Regions from separate parts of the Homo sapiens genome. Here region 2 is linked to region 1. Evidence: chromatin loops called from intact Hi-C (ENCODE). Cell type or tissue: mammary epithelial cell. All regions are shown on one strand. Links, peaks and the distances in the headings refer to the core of each region. The heading gives the core; the rest is flanking DNA.

The links. A loop is a pair of places that touch in the nucleus more often than their neighbours do. Peaks named below come from ENCODE experiments on the same cell type or tissue, not always from the same donor. Only the 100,000 strongest peaks of a DNase experiment are listed, where the experiment ranks them.
Region 2: a loop joins it to region 1, with 2.8 times the contacts of the local background. A loop is called at or near these places in 1 of 110 quality-filtered maps.

What each region holds. Positions count from the first base shown.
Region 1 is chr20:6,744,366-6,748,764 of GRCh38, reverse strand. No RefSeq gene overlaps it. Among named protein-coding and RNA genes, the nearest start is that of LINC01713, 10 kb to the right of the region's middle. In mammary epithelial cell, for the core only: no CTCF peak of the experiment used is centred there; a DNase peak (open chromatin) is centred at 1,644.
Region 2 is chr20:6,653,009-6,657,407 of GRCh38, reverse strand. No RefSeq gene overlaps it. Among named protein-coding and RNA genes, the nearest start is that of LINC01713, 81 kb to the left of the region's middle. In mammary epithelial cell, for the core only: no CTCF peak of the experiment used is centred there; a DNase peak (open chromatin) is centred at 2,367; H3K27ac peaks cover 2,115 bases.

The DNA of each region.
Region 1 (4,399 bases), core at 92-4,091:
GCTCCAAGGAGTAGAAATGGGAATCACATCTTGGTGGTCCGGTCCCAGAAGTGGTGGTTGGAACCCTTTTCTTATGCTGTCTAAGCTTAAGTCCAAGCTACATTAAGCTTACTTTATTGCACATGTAGACTTTAAAAGAAGTTTCGTTGCCCTAGGAAGGCTGAAAAAGCTTTCTAATTAAGTCAACTCCTTCAACTCCGTCCATCATTCAGATATTCCATGTAGGATATTCCTGATGACTGGGTTTATTCAAGTTCTTGCTGAACTAATTGGGTGATTTGATTTCATGCTGGCCCATCCTTAATTAATAAAAATAATTTAATTGCTAGCCCCTTTAACATTTTTGTCTGCACATTTAGAGGTTATGGCAGAGAATGTTACTGTGAACTGTTGTGTTCCAATAGCCATCTTTTGTCTGCTTCTGCATTGGTGGGAGAGGAAAGGGCAAATTTGCAGCCAGTCATGTAATTAGAATTAACCTTGGCTATAAAGACCCGACAGACCAACCAGCCTGATCACTCCAATATTTGTTTGTCTGCACGTGAAATTCGTGTCTTAGATCATGACACAGAAGGAAACCTTCTTTTGAAATTTTTCTCTATACCAATCAAATTGCTCCCTTGGGAAAACATCATAAAGAAATGTCATCAAGTACATTAATAGTAGCATTCACCAGAGCTATTTTTTACAAAGCCACATTTGTCACAAACTCAGATTTTAATGAAAAACAGAATTTTGGTGAGTTGAGTGGTTTTCCCATTATTTTTCAGCTTAAATTTTTTGATAGTCACTGGCCTCATAAATTGAACTTGTATTCAAAAGATTAAGCTAAATTAGTTCAGTAGTTTACAGTTAAGTTAAAACAGAAATACCTACATTTTTCTCTGAGAATCACACACACACACACACACACACACACACACTTTCTCTCTCTCTCTCTCCAACGTCACCTTATTAAAATATTTTTTTTTCTTTTCTCTCTGCTGAGTATTACTCAAAAGTACCTAAAGGTTTAATATTCAAACTTGGCAGTTGTAAAATCCTCCCAGGGGAGGAAATTCAGGAGAATTTAGAGAAAATTGGCTTAGCAATGTGTTTTGAATATAGGCAACAGAACATTTTCTGTTTGGGTACAACTACATCAATGAAACTTGAGTCCGTGGAAGTCTTGTCTGATGCCATTTAGAAGGTTGTCAGAGTTAAGGGAGGCGTTAGAAGAATACCAGTTGGAACAGAGAACTGCCTAAAGGAAAGACTCTATTTCCTTCCATTTCCTGCTGTAGATAAATGAGGACCAAATATAGGAAACCATAAGGTCATTTCAGCAAATAAAAACCAACACACCATTCTGGGTATCGTATATTGTGGTTATTGTTTCTGGTATTTTGCCCAGTGTGATGGATTCAAGCATGGCTGCAAATTCTTTGACGCTTTGACACTCTTCCCACACTCCTAGTTTTGAGTGGGCTCATCACTGCTTTGACCAAGAGATTAAAGTGCAAGTTACACTAGGTGACTTCTGAGGCCAAATCATGCAAGACCAGGCAGCTTCCACCTTGCTTGCTAGAATGCTCACTAGTAGAGCTGTGAGCCTTCATGCAATAGGTCTGACTAACCTGAGGTTGCCATATCGAAGACAATAGCATAGCATAGTGGTTAAGAACACAGACTCTAGAAGTAGAACCCCTGGGTTCAAATCCTGGCTCTACCAACTGCTAACTTTTTAACTGCAGGGCTATTACTTAATGTCTCTGTGTTCCAGTTTCCTCATTTGCAAAATGACGAGACATGATAGACCAGTGCACATGACCTGTCCTCATATCTGTACCTTCCATTGCTTGAAAAAGTAAAATGTGATAATATTTATCAAGTCCTTAGAATAATGTAGGCAAATAATAGACACTGTGGCAGTATCAGTTCAATAAAACATGCACATTATTTTAGATATGCCTTGCAGGTTTAGAAGCAGATTGCACTCAATATGTTTCAGAATCAAGTCATTCTGCGTTTTGGATTGCAGAGAACAGATCCCCATGGCAGCAAGTAAAAAGGTTGCTAAAACTGTGATGGACGTCAGCAATTCAGACCAAAGAAAATTCTAGCATTTAAAAAGCAGGATGCTTCTGAAATACTTCTTTTCCTTGCATTTCTCCTACTACATTCTGGGCTAATGTTTGCTGTGTTTATATCATTGAACCAGACATTTCCCTACTCACGTCCTAGTACTGAGTAAGATATTTGAACTTATAAAATTTAAATTTACCTGTCTAAAATAGTTACCAACAGGTACTCCCTCATCTTCCAGCTTGTCTCACCCTCTGAGGGATTAGGTTATAAAAATGAATGAAATCATCGTTCCTGTTTAGTGGATAATCCCAAGGCTAAAATAAAAAATGGAAGGAGGTGGACAGCAAAGAACATTTAAGGAAAATTGAAGATATATGGGTACAGAGAGACCTAACTAGATATCTCATAGGGCAAATTATTGGCAAACACATCACAGCCTGATTGTGATTCTCCTTCATTCATTTTAAATCAGAATAATAAAAATGGAGCTAAAATTCACTCATCAAAGTACACTTAAGAGATAGGTTAATTATCTAGGGCAAATGTACAAATATACTTGTCTTCTGAGACACCAGTGTCCTAGTCATTTGCCAGTTAGTAATAATTCCCATATCCTGCTCTGGAAACTGCATTTCTCAGGCTGCTTTTCTCCCTGGGTTTCTTGTAGATTTAGGCAAACAGAGGCTCTGTTGGAAGGCTGGAGGGGGGAGATGGAAGAAGCCAGGGTAATTCTCCCCCTCTGTCTGTGCTTCAGATTACATCCCTGGCAATGATTGTCCCCTCTATGATTTAAACTTCCACTGAGAAGACCTCACCATGGCCGTAGCTTCCAAATTCTGGCCCTGGTAACACCATTTACTCCTGCTAACCTTAGAGGTTAATTGCTGTCATTAACATGTGGGTTGCCTCACCATCCCTTCTATGGGTTCCTTGCTCCTCCATATTTCTGTCAAGTCCCTCTATTAAATTCCTTCTGTTTGATACACCTAGAGTAATTTCAGTTTTCCTGACTGTACCTTAGATACTCCACAAGCAATTCTTTATTATTTATGATAAAAAATAGAAAGGAGTAGTGTTGTTTTATTGACCTGACTTTTATAAACAAAACATTTGCCTATATTGAAGATGTTAAACATTCATATTAAGTATGATTTTCTTATTAAATAACTGGGCCATGGTTGTGATACACTTAGGAGTAATTCCATTTAGTGGACATCGGAGTTGAGTTGCTCAAGAGAGTGCATTGCCTCTCAGATGCAGTCAGATCCTCTTACAGTCACCTCATATGGGCTCCTCACTGTGCATTCTCTGTTTTTGTCGTACCAATTGTGTAATATGTCAAACTCATGCATGTCAGAACACGCATAAAAATTCATCACCCAATAGAAAAAGCTACTCTCACCACCATGATTTAACAGATAATTAATCTTTACGCTGATGATTCTTTTCCTCAAGTAACATTTTTATTGACCCTCAGGACTACCAAGACTCGGTAGCAATCTTTCCTCATAAACCATTTTATTTGCTTGCGTGTCATCAATGTGAGTGCCTGGATACAGAATTGAGTGACTGACTCCATCAGGAAATGCTGTCCTGAGGGATCTGAACCTCAGCAGAGAAGCTGGGATCCACAGTCAGAGCTGACTGTTTGCACGGAGGCTTCATTGCAGCTTAGCACATATGAAAAGGTTTTCTGTACTCAGTTGCTGGATGAAGCCGATTGCATCACCAGGAATTCCTGTCCTCTAACACATAGTGACCAACATGCCTTAATAAGCATTTGCTTTTTTTAATTTTCAGGTCAATAACGTAATACTTTCTGTCCATTATGAAACCAGTTTTTAAAAATATCTTTTTTAAGCTAGAAGAAAAGACATAAAATAATAATTCCAGTGCTCTGACTCTGGTATGTCCTGTGCACAAGTAGTCAGTCAGCTTAAGTTAGTGCAAATGATGGGGCAATGTCCATTCTTAAATATGACTGTGTTTCCAAGGCACAGCACCTGGCAAGAGGGGTTGTTGTCAGAGGAAGGAACTTGTATATCCTTCCATGAGGTAGATGCTCTTGGAGGGGGAGGGAAATTGGCTCCATGCAAAGTCAAGGAAGGCCAGCATCCTTTTAGCAAAGTAGAGTGCAGGAGCCAAGGGTTCAAAGTTAATACATTTTGGTTGGAAACATTGACATGAGGAGCTTAGGGATACAGATGTAGCAAACAGGATGCAGACCATCTCAGAAAGCCAGAAGATCTTAATCCAGCCAGCAGGCCATGTCAGAATTATGGCAACCCCAGTCAAACAGTGCAGAGGCAAAGAAAGAGGAAGTAGAGGATGG
Region 2 (4,399 bases), core at 178-4,177, 91 kb after region 1:
AAAGATGGGTTCTTCCGTTAAACTCTGAGAGTGCACAAACAGGCCTGATGCGACCTGGATCATGGGTGCAGGGGTACTGCATAAAGGTCAAAGAGCACGCAAGAGGCTGTGACGCAAATGAGATGACAAGACAAAGAGAAGTTGGGGCCACGACCTCTCATGGCACAGAGACTTAGGAGACCAGCTGAGCAAAGTGGGGACTCCTTATTATGTGGTCTGTGAACCTGGACAGGAGAGAAAATTCCACCTTATTTGTTCTAACCTTCAACTGAAATGTTTCACTTCTTTTCAATATGTACACAGACCACAAATCACAGAAGCATTAGCAGGCTGCATGACTTTGCCCCTAAAAGAAATCAAATATTTGTATATCCTAGGGATGCCCTATGGTACCATTTTCACTCATTACTACTTCAAAATTATTATATTTTTAGCACCTACCTCATATCATTCTAATTGACTATTAGAGAAATACATCCATTACTGTAGTATAATTCCAAAAAAAAAAAAAAATTGGTATGTAGTTGGTTTCCCTTGAAACCCCACATATTTTATCTTATGGATTTAAAACTATCCTCAGGAAGGAATCCATAGGCTTCACCAGACTGTCAAAGGTCCGTCTGCCAGAAGCCCTGGCTTAAAGGGACAGGCAAGCTGTGACACAAGCCAGCCTGTTTTTTACAGCTCTACTGGATCTATCCCAGAGTCTGCCACCTTCTGTCTGCACCTCTTCCCAAGGAAGAGGCAACTGAGGCAGACAACATAGGTGGGGAAGGTCCCCCAGGTACATTCAGCAGCTAAGCTCTTCCTCCTAGGTGTCTTTAGGCACAGACTGCAGCTCATAAACCAAGTCCATCAGCCTAGCCTGCCAGGAAGAATCCATGACCTTGGGCCTGGATTGAGATATACAAGGCCGAGGGATCATCTTCTCCAGGAGACTGGGCCCCCCATCCAGCCTCATGGCTGGGTGTCACCAGGCCCATGACCTGCCTCTAAAGTCACTTTGCAGTCATCTTTTTTTCTTTACTTCCTTCCTTCCTTCCTTCCTTCCTTCCTTCCTTCCTTCCTCCCTCCCTCCCTCCCTCCCTCCCTCCCTCTCTCTCTCTTTCTTTCTTTCTTTCTTTTGAGATGGAGTCTCACAATGCCACCCAGGCTGGAGTACAGTGGCAAAATCTCAGTTCGCTGCAACCTCCGCCTCTGGGGTTTCAGTGATTCTCCTGTCTCAGCCTCCCCAGTAGCTGGGATTACTGGTGCCTACCACCACACCTGGCTAATTTTTCTGTATTTTTAGTACAGATGGGGTTTCACCATGTTGGCCAGTCTGGTTTTGAACTTCTGACCTCAGTGATCCTCCTGCCTTGGACTCCCAAAGTGCTGGGATTACAGGCATGAGCCACCGTGCCTGGCCACAGTCATCTTTTATAGACAGCAATAGAAGTGCTGGAATGAGACAGTCACACTGGCTGAAAAGCAAAGTAATACATTCTTTTACAGAGGGCCTGAGAAGGACAACTAACCTCTCGTTAAAAACAGCAACACTTGTTACAGGCTGAAGGGCTAGGCACTGTGCAAAGGGCCAGGCACTGTTCAAAGTCATTTATTCATCTTCACAAAATCCCTAGAGAGTCAGAGGTTTTTTTCAATGTCCATGTTAATCTCTGCTTTCTAGATGAAGAAAAAGAGGTTCTGCAAGATCAATCAATGTGTAATATTAATATCTATAATTACCAGTAAATAATTATTGCTTATCAGTATTAATGATTTAGATAATTTTGATACAATATTGTTTATTATATTAATTATAGGAAATTATTACTTACCAATAATATTTATAGTAGCTAATAGTATTAACAATATTGCATCCTGACCTATATCAGATCACAGACTGTGCATTGAACTTTCATTTTTTCATATAATGTTAACCAACCCTCTAAGATGGGTTCCATTATTATAGCTATTTTCCAGATGAAGAAATCAGATACTAAGCACTAGCCCAAGGTCCCCAGCAAGGAGCTGGCTTTCCTTGGAGGACTGGTATTTGAACCTAGTCTTCTCTGACGGAAAGCTCACGTGTTCTCCCTTACATCCAAGGCTTCTGGTCCTCACTGTATCACTTATGTTAATATTAATGTCCCTTTAGCCCTACATATTCTTGACTAGTTGGTATTAGGAAACTAGTCATGGGACCTTCCAGGAAAAGGGAGGGGCAGGCAGCTTCCATGGCTCAAAAGCAGAGCTATGGAGCCTTTTCCTTCAGGCCAGAATCTTGCAGACCTTGCTCTACTATTCCCCATGTCTTCTGCAACTTGAGTCAGCAGCTGAGCAAAAGCCACAAAGACAGTCCCAGGAGGTGTGGTCTGACCAGGAATAAACACAGGCAGGGAACATTTGAACCAAAATGCACAGAAACTTGACAACCAGGACATGCCAGGACACGCCAGCTCATGGCTCATAAAAATTGCAACTTTTATTGTGAACATTCACAGTCACCTGATGAAAATAATAATGATAATAATAAAAATACCTGGTGACACTACCGGGGTTCCCTGGGATTGGGGGGTATAGCATTATGCAAGCTCTACTGTGGAGAAAGAGCTGTGAAACCAAAGGCAAAATGGACATTTTCTTGCCCTTGAAGGGAGGACGTGCAGGGTAGGGTTAAGGGGAGGAATTTCCCTGGCTCATTCCATGACGCCGAGACCAAGGTTAGAAACGAACTGAACCACCTTGTAAAAAGCATTATATATAAAGTCATCTGTTTACCTCTGCCGCTGCTGTCACAAGCCCACGTTCCTATCAAGGGTTTAAAGCAAACACTGTAAGCGGCTAAAAGAACAACATCGTTTCTGATTCTCTCCTAAGACCTAATTCACTTACAAAATAGGTTTATGAAGTTGAAATTATGGGAGGGGAGGAGAAAGGGGAAAGACAAGAACCCTTTTATTTAGCATCTTATTCACAATGAAAATTGGCACAGGAGCCAACCACATACATTAACAGAGCTTGGGCAAGTTTAAAGCTTATGAATACATTTCTGTGGAAAAATGTGAATATGGAAAATCCCCTCTCTTATTTTGCCTTTTCCAAAAAAGCAATGAGTTCTGGGCTCAATGTGTATCCATAACCTCAGTTAGAAATGCCAAGTGGGACTGAGCTGGGAGAGCCCAGGTCTGAAGGGAGACAAGAGTCTGCTACCCTGGAAACCAGAGGAGAGGCAGGAAGGAGGCTGCGAACTCACTCTGAAGTCAGACTTCATCATAAATTGCAGAGGGAGGCCCATCCAGAGTATGCTGAGGTTCTCTGCATCTCTCTGGTGATATAGGTGCTTGCTAGAGAAGACTCATTAAAATTAGAAGAGAGGGAAAGAGATCTGTTTCAAATCTTGCTCAGGATACATCAATTAAAATGCGAGTTATAGGTAGGGCATTGCACATAGCAATAACCAGAAGTCCATTATAAAGATCTTGTCATTGAGTTTTATTCAGAGATTTCTTCCTTGAGGAACATTTACATCTTCAGAAACACAAAGTAATTAACCTTCCTAAAAACTGCATTGAAAATAGAAGTTTCTGCCAATATTCTTCTTGCTTTAGCAGTGTTACAAGCATTAGGAAATGCTTTCCTTGACAGTGTCTCTAGCAAAAAAGGGATCTGACAAGTTATTCACAGAGGGGAAAGGAGTTTAGAGATAAACAGACTAAAGAAGTTGTCAACATCTTCAGCACACCATCCATCAGTATATTTGTCTTCCATCCATCCATCCATCCATCCATCCATCCATCCATCCAACCATTCATCCACCCAACCATTCATCCGTCCACCCATCCATTTATCAATCCACCTGTCCTTCCCTCAACAAATATTTATTGAGGGCCCAAAAGGCACTTGCCTATGCATATGCAAATGTCTGTAGAAGGTCTGGGAAAACACTCACAATCCCTGAAACTCATCTTCACTGCTTAGCCTGAAGAGCTACAGCATTGTTGGTCCTGAGAGATCCAGCACGTATAAAGGCTATGAAGTAGGGAAGAGATCACTTATGACACAAATGGAATTCTAAGAAAATACAGAAGCAACCACTTTGCCAGAAAAGATCAAATAAGAAAATCTAATAATCAGAAAGAAACAGTTAACATATTTCTAGGAAGCACTTGGCAAGTACTTATTGAGCATCCACTATGGGGTGGGCTCTGGACTGGGCCCTGGGAAAACAGATGTTTCTTCTATACCCATCCTCACAGCACTCCTCAAGTCTAACTGGGAAGGCAGACAGGAAACAACATATGCACCTTGCCATAAGTGCTGCAGGCTCTGTGAGAGCTGGTGCCAAAGCATATATTGGTCTGCAAGCTTGGACAGAAAGTGGCATGTGCAAAGGCCCCAGGGTGAGAACTAACTG